Linked DNA regions of Homo sapiens: regions 2 and 3 are each linked to region 1. Evidence: chromatin contacts called from ENCODE Hi-C or POLR2A ChIA-PET data. All regions are on one chromosome and are shown on one strand. Each heading gives the region's core, a stretch centred on a gene start or an enhancer-like site at or near the end of the contact. The rest is flanking DNA. Distances are from core to core; before and after follow the strand shown. Region 1 holds the start of DPY19L2 (dpy-19 like 2). Region 2 holds the start of KICS2 (KICSTOR subunit 2). Region 3 holds the start of AVPR1A (arginine vasopressin receptor 1A).

What was found. Hi-C counts contacts between places; a loop is a spot of excess contacts on that map. ChIA-PET counts read pairs that join two places held with the same protein, here RNA polymerase II (POLR2A). Pooled maps may share reads with other maps.
Region 2: a loop to region 1 is called in a map of CD8-positive, alpha-beta T cell, with 27 times the contacts of the local background. The contact joins the promoter of KICS2 here to the promoter of DPY19L2 in region 1. A Hi-C loop is called at or near these places in 1 of 168 maps with a recorded cell type or tissue (CD8-positive, alpha-beta T cell), 1 of 37 single-sample maps with no recorded cell type and 5 of 50 pooled maps. POLR2A ChIA-PET finds 5 or more read pairs at or near these places in 1 of 52 experiments (naive thymus-derived CD8-positive, alpha-beta T cell).
Region 3: a map of aorta shows a loop between it and region 1 (5-fold over the local background). The contact joins the promoter of AVPR1A here to the promoter of DPY19L2 in region 1. A Hi-C loop is called at or near these places in 2 of 168 maps with a recorded cell type or tissue (aorta and chondrocyte), 3 of 37 single-sample maps with no recorded cell type and 10 of 50 pooled maps.

Annotation. Positions count from the first base shown.
Region 1 is chr12:63,667,116-63,669,976 of GRCh38, reverse strand. It overlaps DPY19L2 (dpy-19 like 2), which reads left to right and starts at 1,484. Exons shown (of 22, transcript NM_173812.5): 1 at 1,484-1,920. The coding sequence starts at 1,584. RefSeq lists enhancers at 77-576, 577-1,078, 1,528-1,587.
Region 2 is chr12:64,220,901-64,223,761 of GRCh38, reverse strand. It overlaps KICS2 (KICSTOR subunit 2), which reads left to right and starts at 1,466. Exons shown (of 3, transcript NM_152440.5): 1 at 1,466-1,759. The coding sequence starts at 1,525. It overlaps LOC124902952 (a long non-coding RNA gene), which reads right to left and starts at 1,413. Exons shown (of 2, transcript XR_007063347.1): 1 at 1,219-1,413. RefSeq lists enhancers at 1,013-1,072, 1,153-1,342, 1,493-1,582, 1,064-1,658, 1,693-1,752 and 1 more.
Region 3 is chr12:63,149,771-63,152,631 of GRCh38, reverse strand. It overlaps AVPR1A (arginine vasopressin receptor 1A), which reads left to right and starts at 1,431. Exons shown (of 2, transcript NM_000706.5): 1 at 1,431-2,765. The coding sequence starts at 1,796.

The DNA of each region.
Region 1 (2,861 bases), core at 235-2,734:
GCTGGAGAAATGGGCTGGGGCTTGGAAGGTGACAGCATTCAGATGGGCAGGGAGAAAAGGATGCAAAAGCCAAGGGATGGCTTTTCCACATGAATAAAGGAATTCAGCAGTTATGATGTCTCAGGTTGTGGACTTTACCTGAAATGACTGAGATGGAAGATTTTGTGCCCGAGGAAGTGGGAAATTAAAGTTGAAAAGGTATATTGGGCAAATATTGAAGGCATTGGTGAGCAAGCCTAGGACTTGATTTGTGGGCCACGAACATTTTTGTGCTGTGTTGCATCAGGAAAAATTAACCTGGCCACAATGAGCCAGGCTTTAGATTGGTCAGTTAGGGTATGGGAGTTCAATGTGATCCATCATCAAACAGATGGGAAGTGAAGCGGTGTGGGCTCCAGCATGTGGCCCGTGACAGAGGACATGGAAAATGTCAGTGGCCCCAGTGCATCTGTGCCAGCCGCTTTGGCCTCTTGTAGGGCTGTGCGGTGACTGGGAGCTAAGCGCTCCCCTCTTAGTTGGTCCTGGCTGGTGCTGAAAGCGCTTGAGCACACCGCTCCTAGGGCTGATGACTTCTGAGGAACCTTATTGGAAAAGCATTTTGCTCTAAGATTCAGTAAACGCTGTCCCGTGCCAAGGAAGTGGCGTCAACCTGAGGCTCTGGGATCAGACCCACCGGACTCACGCCGGCTCTGCCACTTGTTGCCCGCAGTCTCGGCCCGTTCCCTCTGCGTTGGCAACGGGCACTGACTGTCCGATACCTCAGCGATCGTAGGGGAGTAGAGACGTTCCTAATGCCGGGCGCACCGCCGGCGGGCCGGCGGTTCCGTTGGCTTCCCTGACACACTTCCTACAGTCATTTCTTTCAGCTGAGATCTTTCCCTTTAATACCTCGTTAATTAACGTGTAATCTTTTGGTTAAAATGTCACAGCTAAGACTAAACCCGAAGAAAAGAATGAAACCACGGGAAGTTCTTCAGACAGTCGCCGCAAGGTTATGGGCCGAAGTGGTGCAGGGGCGGCGCCCGGGGAAGCGACTGGCAGAGCTGTGCGCACTGGGGGTGCTGCAGGCGCTGGGGAGAGTGTGGAGAGGCTGCGTGGAGCTGCGCGCTCGGGGTGGGGGCTGCACTCCCAATGAAGCGCGTGAAGGGCAAGCGGTGATGGGTTCTGCGCCAGTGGGGCTGGGAGCCCGTCCGGGGCTGTACATGGGGCTGCGCGCAAGGTGAGGACTGCGCATGTGGGCTTGGGGCCTGCGCGCACCGGAGGCTGCAGGCGCTGGGGAGGGTGTGGGGGGCTGTGCGTGGGGCTGCCCTCACCGGAAGCTGCACGCTCTGGGAAGCGCAGAGGCGGGGGTGCTGCTCGCGCTGGGGAGCACGTGAGGGGACACTCAGGGACTGCCCGCGCGAATGGCTTCCAACGCATGCGCCCCACCCCACATTTCACAGTCGCCATGACGACCGGGAGGTCCGCAACGGCTGCGGGGACAAGTCCGTTGAGGCTGCCAGGCGAGTCAGGTCTCTCTGGACCTCGCCTGACTCGGCTGGGCTGTGCCTGAAATTGACCCAGCTCCACCATACTCCTTGATTATGAGAAAACAAGGAGTAAGCTCAAAGCGGCTGCAATCTTCCGGCCGCAGCCAGTCTAAGGGGCGGCGCGGGGCCTCCCTCGCCCGGGAGCCGGAGGTAGAGGAGGAGATGGAAAAGTCGGCCCTAGGCGGCGGGAAACTGCCAAGGGGCTCCTGGAGGTCCTCCCCGGGGAGGATCCAAAGTCTGAAAGAGCGAAAAGGCTTGGAGCTAGAGGTGGTGGCCAAGACCTTTCTTCTCGGCCCCTTCCAGTTCGTCCGTAATTCCCTGGCGCAGCTCCGGGAAAAGGTGCAGGAACTGCAGGCGCGGCGGTTCTCCAGCAGAACCACTCTCGGCATCGGTGAGGAGAGGGCAGGAGAGCCCTAGGAGGGAGCCGCATGGCGCTTTTCTTGAGTCTTGAAGGAGATCAGTTTAACAAGCAAGGGTTTGTGGGTGCCTAGTAGGAAATAATAGCAAGGTCCGAGTAGAAAGAAGTTGGCCAAAGATCTTGTCATTGAACCAGGGGAGAGAGAGAGATAGGGAGTATATTGGTTTGAAGGGCTGTCAGATCGCAGAGAGTGTTTTAAGGTCTAGGAGTTTTAAAGGCTGAGGGGAAGGATCAAGAGAAGATGATGAGATTAAGATTCCAAGAGAGGAAATAATTAGTGGAGCAAGTCTTGCAATATTTGGGAGGGGTAGAATTAAAGGTACAAATTTGAGAAGCTAACTGTGGAAAAGAGGAGAGAGAATTCCTTTTCTGAGATGGCAGGGAGTAGAAAAGTGAGGATTACTATATGGAGAAATGTTAAAGTGGAAATAAAAGAAGTTGGGAGTGTTGGTGTCTAATGGTCTTTGTTTCAGTGAAGTATGAGGCTGGGTCACCTTCAGAGGTGAGATTGATAGGATGCCGTGGTCCAGGGGACATTCTTCTGTCACAGCTTGGAAAGGGCATGTGATAAGCCCTTCAAGCATTTAGAATACTGGCATCGTTACACCATATCATTTTTTTTCAGATGTGGTATGTGGGTTAAGGGAGGGAGTGAGAGACACAGAAAGATTTTGAGCATCTTTGGAAAGCTGGATGAATTTGGTAGTATATTTGACCTTTTCCTTATATATCATCTGAAGAGTTTTTGCCAGTGTATATAATTGTTGGGAGAATTAGAAATAGGATACAAATATAGTTGAACAGGATAGTCTCTGTATATTTTAAAATTAATGAAGCCTAATAAACAGTTAATGAGCATCTTTACAACCATTTAAAGTTTTCAACCTTTTAAAAATTATAGCAACCGTGCTTGC
Region 2 (2,861 bases), core at 217-2,716, 550 kb before region 1:
ACAAAATAAAACAACCAAAAAAAAAAAAAACTGCCTTGTATCATTGTTAACAGGGTTGATCTTATCCAATTACATTCTTGAGTATAGGGAACAGGTGCACAATACCTATTCATTAAAATTAGATTAGTGGGATTTCCTTTAAAAGGTAGTGATGATGGCAGAACAGCTCTAGTTTGAGAAAAAACGAAAATAGGCAATTCTCTCATTTGTTCAACAAACATGGCTGCGCCGTCCAATATGAAAAGATTATAACTGTAAGTGAACCCTACTGTACCCTAGGGATCTCACCACTTGGGGAAAGAGATATGTAAATATATGCGATTAAATAGTGTGACTAAGAAGCATAAAATAAGTATGCACAAAGAAGAAAGGAAAAAACTATTGAGTAGTGGGTAGTGTTTCAAAGTAGTGGACATACAAGTATGAGCCGGGTTCATGGGGTTTCTTAAATGCCAAAGGAACTTGTAATTATTCTAAATGACAACGTGCACAATTTACATTAATGTATTCTTCATTCTGGCCAGGGGTGGTGGCTCACACCTGTAATCCCAAAACTTTGGGAGGCTGAGGTGGGAAGATTGCTTGAGCCAGGAGTTTGAGACCAGCCTGGCTAACATGGTGAAACCCTGTTTCTATTAAAAATACGAAAATTAGCCAGGTGTGGTGGCGCTGGCCTGTAATCCCAGCTACTAGGGAGGTTGAGGCAGGAAAATCGTTTGAACTCGGGAGGTGGAGGCTGCAGTGGGCCGAGATCTCACCACTGCACTCCAGTCTGGGCGACAGAGCGAGACTCCGTCTCAAAAAAAAAGAAAAAAAAAAGATAACTTTTTAAGGAAGGTTAATGCAGTTTGGGCCAGGGGCTCTACTTATTAGTTGCAGGGCTAACACAGACCCGGGAGAACTAGAACGGGATACAGGTGAGAGTTAACCGGTGGTGTGTGATGTGATGAAAACTAGGCAATGGGAAGGAGATCAACCTTTACCCGTCAGTCTTCTAATCTCAGCAAATCACTTCCATGAGTTGGTGTAGAAGGTGTCAGGGCTGACTAGGGTCCCTGCTGTGAGTGTGGGCACAACTCCAGGCACTTCCCCATCTCCCAGCCGGCCCAGCGAGGTGCCTGGAGAGCCCAGGCCAGATGTTCTGGCCAGGGCTGACGTCACGTTTGCATGACGTCACCAGCGCTGACGAACCACACAGAGAGGGGCCTGTCAGCTCACCTCAGAGCGCAGGCAACTTCTTAGAGCGGGGAACTGGCCGCCTCCTATTCTACCTTGACGGTCCGAATAGTCAGAGCTACAGGAGCCGAAGCGCCGAAGGAGCTCAGCAACCGCTACCTCCCTCTTTCCTTGGCCCTTATCCGCGTCTTCTCTAAGGCCCAGGAGCGGTCCCGGCAGCGGCGCGCTCACGAGTCCGCCGGTGGAGGCGGTCACGCGCACGCACGCTTGTGCGCAAGCCCGTTCCCTCAGAACCCGGAAGTGCGAGGCCGAGGAGAGCCACGTGGGTCGAGCTGGGGCGCAGCTCGCATGGGGGAGTCTATCCCGCTGGCCGCCCCGGTCCCGGTGGAACAGGCGGTGCTGGAGACGTTCTTCTCTCACCTGGGTATCTTCTCTTACGACAAGGCTAAGGACAATGTGGAGAAGGAACGAGAGGCCAACAAGAGCGCGGGGGGCAGCTGGCTGTCGCTGCTGGCGGCCTTGGCGCACCTGGCCGCGGCCGAGAAGGTCTATCACAGCCTCACCTACCTGGGGCAGAAACTAGGTACCTCCGCCCCGCCCCCCGAGCCCCTTGAGGAGGAAGTAAAGGGGGTATATTCCCCAGTCGGCAGTGGCTTGGGTTTCCCGTCTCTGTGTCACTTCTAGTCGCAGGCTCGACTCGGCATTCCCAGATCTCCTCCCACCGTTCCTTTCCTTCCCTGGGCTTCCACAAGCCCCGCCCACCGGCCTGCGCTGCTGATAGATTGGCGAACTGGGTAGATGCTCTTTGCAGGGCTGTGACCCAAACCGAAGGGTTTGCCCTTTTGCCTCGTGCATGGATTGATGCCATAAATGAGAAGTTAACCAAACTATGTCTTCATTGTTTTAATTAGTGACGCTGCAGCCAGAAGAGCAAAACTTTGCAAAACAACCTAGTTCTATTACTGAACACTGTTGTGTGGCCTCTTAAGGTTAAGGCCCGAGAGTCACATTTAGAGTCCTACCCCGTCTTCATAGTCCCCCAATACATATTTAATGACTAAAGTAATAAATGAATATTGGGCAGGAAAGGCAAGAAATATGCCTAACACTAGCAAGAAGAGACTTAAGGGGAAAATGGTAAACACTCTTAGCACTTCATGTACATCTTGCCTCTGAAATAAGATTCAAGAGCTGATTCAACTGATTTTTACTAGTAGAAGCAATAAGTATAAGTAGATGAGAAGGAAATAATAGATGTAAAAGGCATGGAATATGCATACAAAATAATATTACTGCTTAATTATGACAAATAAATATATTTGAATCCTAGGGGTTTCAGAGTCAGTACTTTGACCTGTTTTAGACTCTTCAATTTTCAGAAGCGTGAGGTCTGATGTGAATGAAGGACACGTATATAAAATACAGAGAATAGAAATGTAAAATTGGTGTAGATTTCATTTTGATCCACCCCCCCCCGTTCCCTAACCAGCCCCCTACTTTCCTTATATTGCCTGAAGGTGACCATGTACATCTTATTGAGCTTTCAGTAAACACTCAAGAGACAGGGCTTCCTGAGTTCGTAATTGCTGTAGCAAGTATGTTGATTTATACATACTTATTTAGTATGCTAATTTATTAGCAAAAACTGGTCAGATAGTTTCACCTTATTTTTTTCCTCCCCTTTT
Region 3 (2,861 bases), core at 182-2,681, 520 kb after region 1:
TCCCGATGACCTCAACAACAGGAAAGGCAGGTCCTTTCATTTCCATTTATAAGACGCACAGACCCAGGATTATCTAGCCACAGGAAGCAGGACTCCAGATTTCAAGTCCAGCATCTCAACGTGACAACCTTGGTAACTCTGCATGAACGGACTGGATAGTAAAGTGGAATTATTACTGAGAACTGCAATGAATAAAATCTTTTGCATTTTTTGCCTACGTTTCACAGAGGGTGATATTTTTCTGAGGCAATTAAATTTATACCACGGCCACAATACTGAAACGTTCTGACCAACAAAGTCATGCTCCTGCATCTACACAGCAGATAACTGCAGAAACGGCTTCCTTTCTTCCTTGTAAAATTGCCTGAAAACAGCTCCCCCTTGCTGTCCGTCGAGGCATATCTTCACCAACGTTAAAACAGAGCTGAGGGAGATCGCATTTCTGCCTCCCTCCCGCCCTGCAGAGGGGCTCCAGCTGTTCAGAGTAACGGATTACTAGGTAGGTGGTTGTTTCCCCTCCTTCCCAGGGCCTCTTTCCTCTCTTTGAGATTGCCTCTTTCTTACTCCTGAGCACAGGAGCCGGGCGGGTTTTCTGTCCCTTGCCCTGGACAGCACTGCCTGGATGGCCGCTGTCCGGCAGCTGCTCTTTGTCCACCCAAAAAGATGTCCCCACGACTCAGTAGTAACCAGACGGTCCCCACGGACCACTGCGGCCAAATTTCCGCCATCCCCGCTGTGGGAATCAGGCTTTTCCCGCAGAAAACCCCAGGAATCTAGAGAAAACTCCTTAAGTCCCTAGTCTCCATAGAGAAAACCAGGAGACACTCCCCCCAAACCCCGCTGTGAATACAGGCACAGCAGCCACTGGGGCTGCAAAGTGATGAGTGCGTTCTTCCCGTCGCAAACATAGGGTAATAAATAGCATGCATCAAAGACGTTACTAGGAAGAGATAGCTCTTTAAGTCACGAGCGGGGAGAAATGTTTGCCCCGGGAAAATTTGCCTGGGGAATAAAATTTGCCAGACTGCTGCACGGGTGAGCTCGGTGAGAAGGAAGAAACCCGGACTGGAGGAGGTGAGGTCGAGAGCCAGGTTCAGGTGCAGGAGCTAGATGCGTGGACGCCGGTGCGTGGACTGGAGGTTTCCAGGTACCGCGCTTAGCGTGCCTGTTGAAGTCAAATGCATGGTTAAGGAGGCTAGCGAGGAAGGCTAGTGAGGGAAGCTTGTGGAAACGGCTACGAGCCCAGAAAAGGCATGACTCGTCCAGTTGTCCAAGTTTTTGGAAGGGAAAAGCGGGAAAGCGCCACGATCCCACCTACTGTGAGGAGGAATCTGCGAGTCTCCCAGCTCCACCCCCTCCACAGTGATGCAGAGGACAAACACCGACGTAGGGAGAGGAAAAAATAAAACTCCAGGGAGCGGGGAGTAGGCAACCAGCAGTCTTCCGGCAATAGGGCGGGAGGGAGCGCGTCCCAAGGAAACAAGCACCGCATAAATACTTGAGTTGGGAACCCAGTGCTTCCGGAAGCTCGGAGCTCACCTTCCCGACCTCGCCGAAGTTGAAAAAAGGCAGAGCAGGGAGAGGGGCCAGCTCACCCTGCTGAGAGCTGCTCAGTGGGCAGGCGGGACGCTGCTCCGGGAGACGCCCACTGGAGGGATCGCAGAGCCCGGCAAGCTGCGAGCGCGCCAAAGACCCTGCGCTTCGGACGAGGAGCCCAAGTCCTCCGAGACGGGGAGGGAGCGGCCCGCGAGGGCTGGAGCTCCGAAGAGGGCCGAGTAGGAGCTGCATGGACAGCATGCGTCTCTCCGCCGGTCCCGACGCGGGGCCCTCGGGCAACTCCAGCCCATGGTGGCCTCTGGCCACCGGCGCTGGCAACACAAGCCGGGAGGCCGAAGCCCTCGGGGAGGGCAACGGCCCACCGAGGGACGTGCGCAACGAGGAGCTGGCCAAACTGGAGATCGCCGTGCTGGCGGTGACTTTCGCGGTGGCCGTGCTGGGCAACAGCAGCGTACTGCTGGCTCTGCACCGGACGCCGCGCAAGACGTCCCGCATGCACCTCTTCATCCGACACCTCAGCCTGGCCGACCTGGCCGTGGCATTCTTCCAGGTGCTGCCGCAAATGTGCTGGGACATCACCTACCGCTTCCGCGGCCCCGACTGGCTGTGCCGCGTGGTGAAGCACCTGCAGGTGTTCGGCATGTTTGCGTCGGCCTACATGCTGGTAGTCATGACAGCCGACCGCTACATCGCGGTGTGCCACCCGCTCAAGACTCTGCAACAGCCCGCGCGCCGCTCGCGCCTCATGATCGCGGCCGCCTGGGTGCTGAGCTTCGTGCTGAGCACGCCGCAGTACTTCGTCTTCTCCATGATCGAGGTGAACAATGTCACCAAGGCCCGCGACTGCTGGGCCACCTTCATCCAGCCCTGGGGTTCTCGTGCCTACGTGACCTGGATGACGGGCGGCATCTTTGTGGCGCCCGTGGTCATCTTGGGTACCTGCTACGGCTTCATCTGCTACAACATCTGGTGCAACGTCCGCGGGAAGACGGCGTCGCGCCAGAGCAAGGGTGCAGAGCAAGCGGGTGTGGCCTTCCAAAAGGGGTTCCTGCTCGCACCCTGTGTCAGCAGCGTGAAGTCCATTTCCCGGGCCAAGATCCGCACGGTGAAGATGACTTTTGTGATCGTGACGGCTTACATCGTCTGCTGGGCGCCTTTCTTCATCATCCAGATGTGGTCTGTCTGGGATCCCATGTCCGTCTGGACCGGTACGTGCCGGGAAAATAGAGGAAAGTGCAGGGATAGGAGTGTGTGTGTGTGTGTGTGTGTGTGTGTGAGAGAGAGAGAGAGAGAGAGAGAGAGAA